Linked DNA regions of Homo sapiens: region 1 is linked to region 2. A link is a contact called in ENCODE Hi-C or POLR2A ChIA-PET data. All regions are on one chromosome and are shown on one strand. The core of a region is the stretch at or near the end of the contact, and the rest is flanking DNA. Distances in the headings are between cores, read along the strand shown. Region 1 overlaps PTPRF (protein tyrosine phosphatase receptor type F). Region 2 holds the start of PTPRF (protein tyrosine phosphatase receptor type F).

Evidence for each region. A loop is a pair of places that touch in the nucleus more often than their neighbours do. ChIA-PET counts read pairs that join two places held with the same protein, here RNA polymerase II (POLR2A). Pooled maps may share reads with other maps.
Region 1: a loop to region 2 is called in a map of HCT116, with 5 times the contacts of the local background. The contact joins the enhancer-like site here to the promoter of PTPRF in region 2. A Hi-C loop is called at or near these places in 15 of 168 maps with a recorded cell type or tissue (Caco-2, Calu3, HCT116 and 11 more) and 7 of 50 pooled maps. POLR2A ChIA-PET finds 5 or more read pairs at or near these places in 6 of 52 experiments (GM10248, GM12878, H1 and 3 more).

The regions. Positions count from the first base shown.
Region 1 is chr1:43,580,152-43,585,656 of GRCh38, reverse strand. All of the region lies in intron 7 of PTPRF (protein tyrosine phosphatase receptor type F), which reads right to left. Among named protein-coding and RNA genes, the nearest start is that of PTPRF, 52 kb to the right of the region's middle. RefSeq lists enhancers at 3,143-3,412, 3,574-4,395. Within about 2 kb of position 3,321, at least 4 of the 41 ENCODE cell types and tissues checked have a DNase peak (open chromatin) inside an H3K27ac peak, as active enhancers do; they include HCT116, where a contact is called at or near this core.
Region 2 is chr1:43,529,039-43,534,512 of GRCh38, reverse strand. PTPRF (protein tyrosine phosphatase receptor type F) reads right to left here and starts at 3,630. Exons shown (of 34, transcript NM_002840.5): 1 at 3,423-3,630. RefSeq lists enhancers at 582-1,081, 1,082-1,583, 2,212-2,784 and a silencer at 2,850-2,919.

The DNA.
Region 1 (5,505 bases), core at 2,072-4,571, 51 kb before region 2:
CCTCCAACTCCTGCGGCTGTCAGGAAATTGAGGCGCTTCACAGAAGAGTTGTGTTTATTTTTTCCCTCCTAGATGCAGGGGGCAGGGAGAGCTCTAGGGGCTAGGCATAAGTGTGAGAGGTCAACAGTGGCCTTTAGGGTCACCTGCAACACCAAGCAAGGGCCTCAGGTCCAGAGGCTCCTGGGCACACCACCTTCACTCTCACAAGGACACTGGGCTTCAGCCACGCAGAAACGTTACTGAGACTGAGACATTTTCCATGTGAGGGAGGTCAGGGTATGTCTACAGAGGAAGGGTGGGGGAAACAGGCAAGGGACAACCTCCTTGTATTCCAAGTGCCAACAGGGACCCGCATCCTAGACCTGCCCAGACAGCCACCCCCATGCCAACAGCTGGAGTGGCTGGCATCTCACTGCAGCAGCCCCAACCATCCTCCACCCACTGCTGCAGGCACAGGGCCTCCAAAAAGGAACAGGCCTCACCCTGGACAGTCTATTGACAGAAGCAACAGCAGGGAAAGAAAAACTGGAGCTGGGAAAAATGCACTCAGGGTCTAATCTTAGGCTCCAACAATGCCAGTATATTACCGTTCCCTGTGCATCCTTAGTGCTGACATTTTATAGACAATTTCCAAAACAGGGCCCTGCCATTTCTGGATTATATTTCAGCTGTAACTTTTAAGTCTAATTATTTGCGCTGACAACCCCCTATAATAGGGCGGTGCGGCGCCCAGAGGCATCAGCATTCAGTAGAGTGACAGCCTAATCGCAGGGGGAGGCAGCCCCGCAATCTGCATTCACTCAGAGAAATTTCTCTGATGAAAATAACACAACATTAAGGAGGGGATGAGGGGCAGGATCCACTGTATCAAGATAAAATAACTCTTTAATAAATAACCTTGTGGCTGCCGCAGAGCAGTAATTAAATGCCGGCAAACCCGGCACACAGTTTTAAGTAAAGCTGGAAAAATGTAAGATGCAATTATCAGCACCAAACAAATTACCAGCCCGGCAAATCCCCCTGGAATATTTAGAAACTCATGTCTGCCTTCCCGCTAAATATTTGTCCATGTGCTTATTTTTGGTGGGACCATAGGGTGGGGTGGGGGAAGGGAGGGGACGAGGGACCAGGAGGGTAGAGGAAGGGGCATGGAAGGAGCCACTCTGGGCTGGGCTGTCTCTGCTGATGACTGTTTTCTGGACGCCCTCGCAGATCTGCCCGGTCAGCAAAATGGTGTAACAGAAATGCCCCAGTGCTCAGCTGTGCATATGGATGGATGCTCAGGGCTGATATCTGAGCCTAGGCTATAGCCCTCCTCTCGACCGGCTCCCTCACCCTCACAGAGGAAACTCAAGCCACGGAGGATGTGGCAGAGGGAACGAGGATGGCCTGGGTTTGCTCCCTGAGGCTCAGCCTGTCCTACACTGCTATCCTGAACCCCCAAAACCCAATGGACAGGTGAGTCTCCTCTGACCACACAGACCATGTGATACATGAATGACCACTAGCCCCTGCTGCCAACCCCAGCATCAGTGGTGGGGGTCTGGCTCCAAGGGTGGGGCGGAAAACCAAGCCCCAAACAGACCTGCTCTGGAATGGGCTCAAGGACAGTCTCCAGGAAACCCTTCCTAACCTGTGGCTGAGTCAGGGGCCACTTCCAGGCTCCCATATGGATCCTGCTAAGTTGCAGCTGACCGTTCAGTTACTCCAGGTAGAAGCAACTTGAGTCTGAATGCAAAGCATCAAGCTAAGGAATGTCAGTTAGCTGGCTGGTGGGCTAAATTCCACCCTCAAACAGACACGGGAGCTAGCTGGGAAGCTTGGGCAGAGGGGCCTGGGGCAGGTAGGAGGATCTTAATTTGGATCTGGCTGGAGAAGGAAAAGACAACCTTATGGGAGACTTCCTCAGGGTGCCAAGATGACGCTACTCACCCTGCGCCATGGACACCAAGCTCCCTGAGGCAGACCAGGGCTGACTGCCCCATTAAGCCCTGGTGGGGGACCTGAGGGCCTCAAGGACAGGGTACACACTGCAGGACTTTTGCCCTGTGCTGCAGGATACTGGGAGGACAGCCTGCTCTAGCCTCTCGCCTTAATGTTCCAGTAGTTTCGGCTGAGCCTGGGTCTCTAGGCGAGGAGGGCGGTGAAAGGTCCCACAGGTGCACACAAAGCGCTACAGGTCTTACACCTCTCTCTGACCACAGCCCCCCACAACCATTCCTGAGCACCGCCTGGATCAGACAGCTGGCCCGGCCTGGGTGCAAAGGTGGGGTACAGTTTCATGCCATGCAGCATGCCCACCCCACCACCCTTGCAGGGGAACCAGGCTAAGGGGACATGCAGACACGTGGTGCACCAGGGACCCAAGCAGCAGGAACATGCAGGTCAGGGGTCTGCCCACCCATCCCTGGTCCTGCCTGCCCGCCGGCCCAAACAACAGAGACTGGCAGGCAGGCACGGCGCAGTGAGCCTGAGGGAGCTGACCGAGCCCGCTGGGCCCTACTGACAGGCGTGTCCCATCGATGGGCGAACTGTAGATGGATAAGAAGTGAAAAGGACCAACCTTCTCGCTGATCTGAGAGATGAGAGTTTGGGTTGATGGCAGAGTGCGATGAAGATGAGGAGGGAATAAAAAAAAGACAAGGAGAAACACAGAGAGAGTAAAAACAGGCCAACCTTCATCTGCCCACACAGCACGGAGACGAGACGAGACTCCTGTGCCCCCTCGCACACACACATGCACACAGGTGCACACGAACCACATCACTCACAAAAGACTCAGGACTCATGGAGGACATGGTGGACAGGGCTGAGGCCCGCCAGCAGGCGCCAGGGAGGCCGAGGGTGGGGCCGGGGCAGGTGAAAATGGGGCACAGGCAGGCCCCCATGCCTCACACGCACCCCACAGCTCAGACAGACCCTGTGGACCGGGCTCTGGGGTCAAGGCCCACCCAGCCCACAAACCTGCCAAGGTACAGGAGCCACTAGAAGCCACCCCCACACACACCACCGGTGTAAGGAGCATGTCTGGGCACCTGTGGGGAAAAAGGCACTGTCCCTGTTTTAGACAGCTGTGGCCCGCAGCCAGGTCCCTAGAGAAAGGGGGAAGGCTGGTAGTCCTGGCACAGGTAGGCCAGGCTCTGAGGAGGGCAGGGCTCCACCCTGGCCCCAGCAGCTGTACACCCAGAGAGCTGTAGATGGAAGGAGAGAATGAGTCACTCAGGGAGAGTCAGGTGGTGAAGGAGAAAGGCTCTGGCCCACCCAGCATGCCTGGGCCTGCTAGACTGTGGGTGGAGCTGCAGGCAACTGTGAACAAAGTCAGATGTAACTGGATGACACATCCCCCCACAGTGCTATCCGAGAGGCTACTGACTAGTAGCCGAGTGCTAGCTGCAGAGGCTACTGACTAGCAAGTGCTTCCTGTGTGCCTGGCAATGTGCCTGGTGCTTCACGTGTACTGTCCCATTAAATGTAGCAGTCGCGTGGCCTCAGAGAGCGACACTGGGAGCCCTGAGAATTTGGGGGACAGAAGGGAGATGTGAGGTAGACACCGAAGCCAAGTCTGATGAGGAGACGAAGCCTTGCGGCCAGTGGACACAGGTGAAGAGAGTCAGATGGGTGGAGACAATGGCAGTGGGAAGCCATCAGTAATTTCCCCCAGGTGACACGTTGCAACGTTTGTTTTGACTGAGGGGTGCCACTGGCATCTAGTGAGCTAGAGATGCTGCTAAACACCCTCCAATGCACAGGATGGCCCCTCACAACTAAGAATCGTCCAGCCCAAAATGTCAACAGTGCTGCGGCTGAGAAGTTCAGGGCTAGAGCCCACATCAAGCCGTCTGAGGCTCAGGAGCCTGCTGTGGGAGGAAACCTCGAAGCCTCTCTGCTGGGAGATGGGACGGGGTGCAGGCCAGAAAGCAGGCTGGCACTGGGGACTCCTCCACGGCCATCCACCCACAAGCAGGGCTCAGGATGCAGAGCTGGTGGTCAGCCCAGTACAGGCTGTCCCCAGGCGCTGGGGCTGAAGGGCCCCTAGTACTGCTGAGGGCAGAAGGCAGGGGTTTTGCCAACCATGAGATGACGAGCAGTGGGGGCACCAGAGGCAAGGCACCCAGGGAGCAGGGCCTTTCAGGTGTGCCTAAGTCCTGTCAGTAGGACAGTAGGGCCTATGGGGCAGGTTGCTCTTGGCAAAGCAGGGTGGTGTAGATTCAATTAGGGTCTACATGAGGCAGGTCCTGGGGACAGAGCTTAGAAACGGTCCTGAGACATCAGGGCCTAGAGGAACGTCGTATGTGTGTGTGAGAGAGACAACAGAAGTCAGGTTTGGCTGTTTTGGAGTCCCTGGCAAGTGGGGCTGGAACTAAAGGAACCCCCGTATTTCCTACCAAAAGGCATGTGGGGATGGAGCCAGAAGGGTAGATTCAAGAAGAGCTGGTAGAGTTAGGGGTTGGGCCATGGCAAGAGCCAGTCAGGGCCCTGCCTGAGTCTACCATGTGTAAACAGGGAGCCCCACAGACAGGGATGCTCCAAGGGGCTGCACATAAGAGCTCCCTGGGCAGTGACTGAGCTGCCAGCTACAGCAGCTGAGCTCAGTCGATCTCCAAAGAGACCCACTGCTCTGCCTCCAGGGCTGGGGCCAGTGTAACAGTGACTTCAGAGAATGCTGCCTAGTCAAGAGGACAATGCGGGGGTCCATCCACCTCTGGGCCTTCTTCTGCCTCAGCACTGCCTCCTGTAGCTGTGCCCTGGGAAATGTGCCCATAGGCCACGCCCTTGCAGCTGGCTTGGGTTTACAGTGGCTCTACTGGGCCTCTCCTCTCCCTGGTGCAGCCACATGCAAAGGCTTTCTTGCTGAGGCCTGGAACTGCCACTCTCGACCCTACAGTCTTGTGAGCAGAGCTCTAGAGAGCACAGCATTTGCGATAGTCAGGGTGGGAGGAGGCAGATCTTTGAGAAGGGTCATTCCAGCTGCTCCTCTGTTGGAGTGGACTCGCCAGCCCCAATGCCTGCCAGACACTCTGCCTGGGGCAGGGTGGGGCCAAGGCTGTGCCGCTTACAACTCCACTCCTCTAGGCCATTTGGGAAGTTTTCAGGCTCTTGTTCCTGAAGACAGACAAGCTGACCTGAGGCCTGAGCCTTGAGGAGTAAGACACCTGACAGTAAGCTAGGGGACCTCCCATCCCATGCCCCCAACTCTCATGAAGCATCTTTAATAGTCTCTGAAGCACAATTTGCCCACCACAAATAGTTCCTCTGCAGCTCAACTGGTCACCGAATGGGCTGGCAGCCTGTGGCCTCTCCAGAACCACCCTCTCCCATGACAGACAGCAACTCCTTGATAAGTGTATTTTGGTTGACAGCCTTGACAGCCTAATTCTCTCTGCTCTGAGTAAGCAAGTCTGACCACATGGCCCCAAAGAGTCGGACAGGCCACCGCCATCACCCACCACGTGCACTGGGTGGAGAGTCAGACGACACCCCTCAGGAAGCCGCGCTAAGCACTTG
Region 2 (5,474 bases), core at 2,381-4,880:
TCCTCTCCTTCACTCCCACATCCAATAAATCATTCTGTCCTGACAAGTGTACCTTCAAGATGGCACCATGCTACCACCTATCAAAGCCAGCATCTTCTCTCACCTTACTTACCTGCACCCTCTTGCCCCACTGGGCATCCTGTCTCCATCCTTTTCCCATAGCCACAGAGCATTTTCTGGAAACATAAACCTGACCACAGCACACTCCACCCTCCCTATCCAAGCTTTAAACCTTTGGTGTTTTCTCTCTGGGTTCTCAGAGTAAAATTACAGGTACTTAACAGGGCATTCAATGCCCTCTGTGATCTGCCACATCTCTGAATACTTCACAAGTGACAACACCTCCCAGTCTTTATTCATACTGGTTTTTATCTATCTCAAGTCCTTTCTCTCTTCTTCAAACTCCTACTCATCCCTCCAAACCTAGTTCACATCACTTCTTCTTGGTCTCCTCTGGGACTCACCTCACCCTGACCTCCGAACTCTCCCCCGTCTCTTGATGAACTCTTGCAATGTTCTAACCCAACTCAGAACCGCAGCTGCTTTAGTTGAGCAGATGCCTGAACCTTAGGGGTGGGCTGCCTCTTCTACATAGCTGTTAGTCCCAAAGGAAGAAAGGCAGCCGGGGCCGAAAGCGCCTACCCCGGGGTCTGGCACACAGTCAGCAATCAATGACAGGTAACTGAATTGCTTTTGCAATCCCATGGTGCAACCTGCTCCCCCAAGGACCACGAGCTTCTCGAGGGTAGGGCCCTGACTGCAAGCTGGAACCAAGCACACAGCAGTGTCAGTCACAAGGGAAGTGACTGCCACTGCTGACGATGCACTGCCACACAGTTCCCTTGGATTCTTACAACAGCCCTGGGACCCAGTCCGGGTTGGATTAGCTACCCCATTTTACAGGGAGTGAAATTGAGACTCAGGGAGAAAGGGGCCTCTTTGAGGCCTGAAGCTGGAAAGTGGAGGAGCCGTGGTGTGTATCACAACCCCTCTACTGCAGGAGGTCTGGGTCCCCTCCTCCCCGCCCCCAGGGAGGACCCTCAAAGCTAGACTCCCATAGTTCAGGCTGATGGAAAAAAGGGTGGACTGTGCCCAAACTGCCAGGGCTAGTATTTTGCTGCGTATCCATACACTTCCCAGTAAAAGATGTGTAGCTAGTTTCCGTTTGCTGCAGTCTAACTCTGCCCCGCCAAATTCCTTCACCAACACCCAACCACCCCCTCCTCTCTTGGCAGCCTTGTACACCAAGCCAACCCGCCCAGGGCACACAAAGCTGGATAAAGGGGAGGTATCAGTAGTTGCAAGAAGAAGGAAGAAAGGGAGGAAGGAAGGAAGGAATTATGTTAAAACAATTTTCTTGTTAAAGGAAAGAAAGAGGGAAGAGGAAGAGCAGCTGGAAAAGGAAACTATAAAGGAAACTAAAAAAAACACTATAAAGACATTTCAAATAAGAGACTGAGCAAGTAAAATGTGCAAGAAAGTGCATATACAAAAATACACAAGGATGACTGTGCATGTGCACAGGTATGCTGCGAGAGTGTGCAGGCACAGATTTCTTGAGCCCTGGCCGGCATGCGGGCCCAGGTATGCGAGAGGGGGCAAGAAAGCAGCTGAATAGGGAGTGTGTGTGGGGGTGGAGGGGGTGAGCTGAGTGTGGAAATGAAGGCAAGAGGGTACGAGAAAGTGTGGCCTGTGCCTGGGGCTGAGAATGTAGGGGGTTGTACTTGGGGAGTTACACCTGCTCCTTCTTGAAGCCCTAGGCTCATTCATATAATCAGTAAAAAAACAGGGATTTTCATGCTCCCTGAAGCAAGAGTTAATAAGGAGCTAAGCACAGAAATTTCCTTAGATAGCCTGTCAGAACTCTCTTCTGGATCCCTCAGATCCCCGAAGCCTCCCAAAGGATTCCCCACCAGATCTTCCCTTCTCAGCAGATTCCTCCCCATGAGCACCCGCCTGGAACCACCACCCCACATCCTTTTCTACGCCTCTCACCCCAGTGCACTTCCCTGCTTCTCAGGCCAGATCCGACACCAGATCGCTCTGGATCCCTGCCCCTGTTCCTTCAAAAGTGGAGCCTTCCTCAACCTAATCCAGCCTCCCGGCCCTGCCCTGTGGCCCCTCAGGGAGATCCAGACAACCCCCAGGCTGGGGCAGCCTCCCTCTCCCATTTCACAGCTCAGGCAGGTAGCGCTCCCCACCCCCAACCTGCTCCAACTCAGGGGCCGTGCACTGGGGGGCAGGGGGGCTTGAAATGGGGAGAAAGTCTAGCCCCTCCCCCTCCGGGGTGGAAGAACCAGAGGGGCAGCATTCCAGGGAAATGGGGGGGCGCCTAGCACAGAGAGTGCAGAGACACCAAGAGATGGGTGAGAGACAAGAGGCAGAGACTTAAGGAGGGAGACAGAGACCCAGGGAGAGGAAATAGAGAGACCCAAGCGGAGAGAACAGACTCAGGGACAGGGAACAAGACGACCCAGGGAGACAGAATCGAGAGACCTGGGGAGAAAGAACAGAGTGACCTGGGGAAAAAGAATGGAGACAGCTGGAGAGACCCTGGGATTGCAGGGGCGTGAGATTGGGAGGCACTGACACGGGGAGGCAGAGACGCCGAGGAAAACAGAAAGCAGCCGAGACAGAGACGCCGGCACGGCGATGGGGAGCCGGGACGGGACGGGACGGGACGCGGGGCGGCCACTGAGTGAACTTTCGGAGAGGGTCCGAGTGGCCACGTCCTCACGGGACAGGTCGCTCCAGGGCCTCCAGGGCGTTGCACCCGGTTGGGGGCGGGTACAGCCCGTTCGGCCCCTCCCCATCCCGTGCTCGCGAACGAAGGGGGTGGGGGGGCTTCAAACTCGCGCCCGGCGCAGCCCGGGACCGCACGTGCGCCGGGGCCGCGAGCGAGACCCGGGCGCGCCGGCTGCGGATCCCCCGCCGGCTGGGAGGGGGCGCCTGTGCGGCGGGGGCGGGGGCGCGGCCTGGACCCGCCCGGAGCCCGGGGCTGGGGGGTCTGAGGGCCGCCCCCGGAGCGCGTCCGCGCTAGAAGGGGGGACGAGGCGGGACCGATGAGGGGGAGCAAGAACGCAAACGGGAAACTTTGCGCTGGGTGGGGGGGGCGGGCTGCGGCTAAGGTGCGGTGGAGAGGGAGGGAGGCGGCGAGGGGCGGCGGGGAGCGAGCCAGCCAGCAGCGCTGGGGGCGCGTCTGCCGCGGGGTGAGCGGGGAGGAGCCGCCAGGCTGGGGCGTGGAGGGGGGGCTTCGCCGAGGCTGCGGGCGCGGCAGGTGGGGGCGCGGCCCGGCCTCAGCGGCGCCCTCGTCCCCCCCGGGACCGCCCCCAGCTCCGCCGGGTGGACTAGCGGGGAGGGCAAGGAGAGCGGGGAAGGGACGGGAGCGGAGGGGGCTGGTGGGGGGCCGGGGGGTCACTCACCGCCTATCCAGGGGCCGTCGGTCCGCATGTCCCCCCGCAAGCCGCTAGGGCCGCTGCTCCCACTCCTCTGCCGCCGCCGCCTCCACCTGGTCCCGCTCCCGCCACCGCCACCCGAGCTGGAGCCGGAGCCGGAGCCGGAGCCGGAGCCCGAGCCCGAGCCGGAGCCGAAGCTGGAGCCGCCGCCTCTGCCGCCGCCACCGCTCCCGCCGCTCCCGCGCCAGCTCCAGCCGCGCGCTCCCCTCGCGCTCGCGCCCGCGCCCCTGCCCCTGCCGTGCGCGCCCCCGGCGGCGCCCCTCCCCTCGTGCACTCTCGCTCGTAGAGCCGCGGAGCCGCTGAGGCCCAGACAGGCCACAACCCAACGCCAAGTCGAAACCGACCGGAACCTCAATATTGAACCCGAACCCCAATAATGAACATAGACAGACCAAACTCTGATACTACATCCAGATCCTTCTAGTGGCTCCCAGCCCTAGCATGAACCTAATACCACTCTAGGACCCCATTTCCTCCCCATACAGATCTGAACCTGATACTGAGCCCACACCTTGCCCTAAACCCAATATTGAGTCCAAAGCCCTTAATCTGCCCCCAAATTAGCACAAGTAGTAATTTTGTTGTGAACCTCTATACTGATCCCAAATACCAATTCTGACTCTAAATCTCTTTATTACTTCTACTTGCCCTAACCTTGATAGTGACGCTAGCACCAACGCTGGACCTTAAATGGAACCCTGTACTAATGCTCAGCCCCCAGTCCCTAAATGAACCCTAAAGTCCAAAAGCTACCTTGCTATGGACCCCAGTTATCTCTCTTCTGAACCCCAAGCCTTACATAAAACTCCAGTACTGCTCTCCCATTCCCAGATCAACACCAATGCACTCTGAATTCGATTCTCAATTCCAGAGTTGGGATTGGGTCACCATAAAAGGACCCCCAAACACAGATACTGACCTGAAACCCCACCCAAACTTGAGACCATTTAGGACCCTAAACCAACCCAGCTTTAATAATAATCTTGGAACCCAAGATAAGACTGGCTTTGCAGAAACTCCACACAAAGCCCCTTCATCCTCATGTTCACCCTCCACTTCTCTGACCTAGTGTCAACCCCAAGCAGAGACTGACTAATACCCCAATATTATACCAATTCCAGCTGTGAACCTTACATTGGCCTCGGAATTAAAGACATGATAATGCCCTCTAAATGTAATTTAAATGTCAGTACTGAGTTTCTGACTTCTCATACCAAACTCAAATAATGACCCTAGAAATTTCTGGGTGAAACCAATAACCTACCTGAAGATTTATTCCAAGACCTACTGATCAGAGGGATTTGATGAGCTTCAATCCAAGCGCCCCTGCCTCCAGACCCCGCCCCCACGCAATCCGTGTTAAAACCACTTAAGAGTCAGCCAAAGCCACACCAGCTCTTTCCTATCTACCCCACCCCTCCTCCCCCCGCCGCTTGCTAGGCTTCACCATGAAGGATGGGGGACCTACCCCCACTGCCCTGGGTCAGGTAACTGAGCAGAAAAAGAGATGAGGTTTCTCCTCTGTGGGGTTTCTTCTGTGGGGTCTTTCTGATAACCCTGTAAGTTTGGAGTCAGGTGAGAAATAAAATTTGGAGATCGTTGAGGTGCCTGGATTCAGGGATCACGTGGTAATGTGCAGGGCATGGTTGCTGTGGTGTTCAGGGATCTGGGCTGAGGAATCAGGTTCTGGTAACCACCTGATTCACTGCCTGTTTTTGTCCTGAACTTGAATTCACAAACAGTGCGTGTGCGCCCCCTGGCGTATGAGGAGGGGATGGGACTGGCTCCAGTGATTCTGGACAATTTGGTTTGGATGACAAACGGATCAAAAATGAATATTTCCAGTGAGTGGTTTTTCACCATTGGTAATTTTGGTGCACCACGGGGGAGGTATTGCAAATTTTATGCATCTTTAAGCATTTTTGCCTTTTTTTCCAGAACTTTGAGGATTTAGAGATTCCCTCTCGGCCCCCAAATTTTAAAAGTATACTTTTCAGCCAATTATTCCTGCCCATTGCT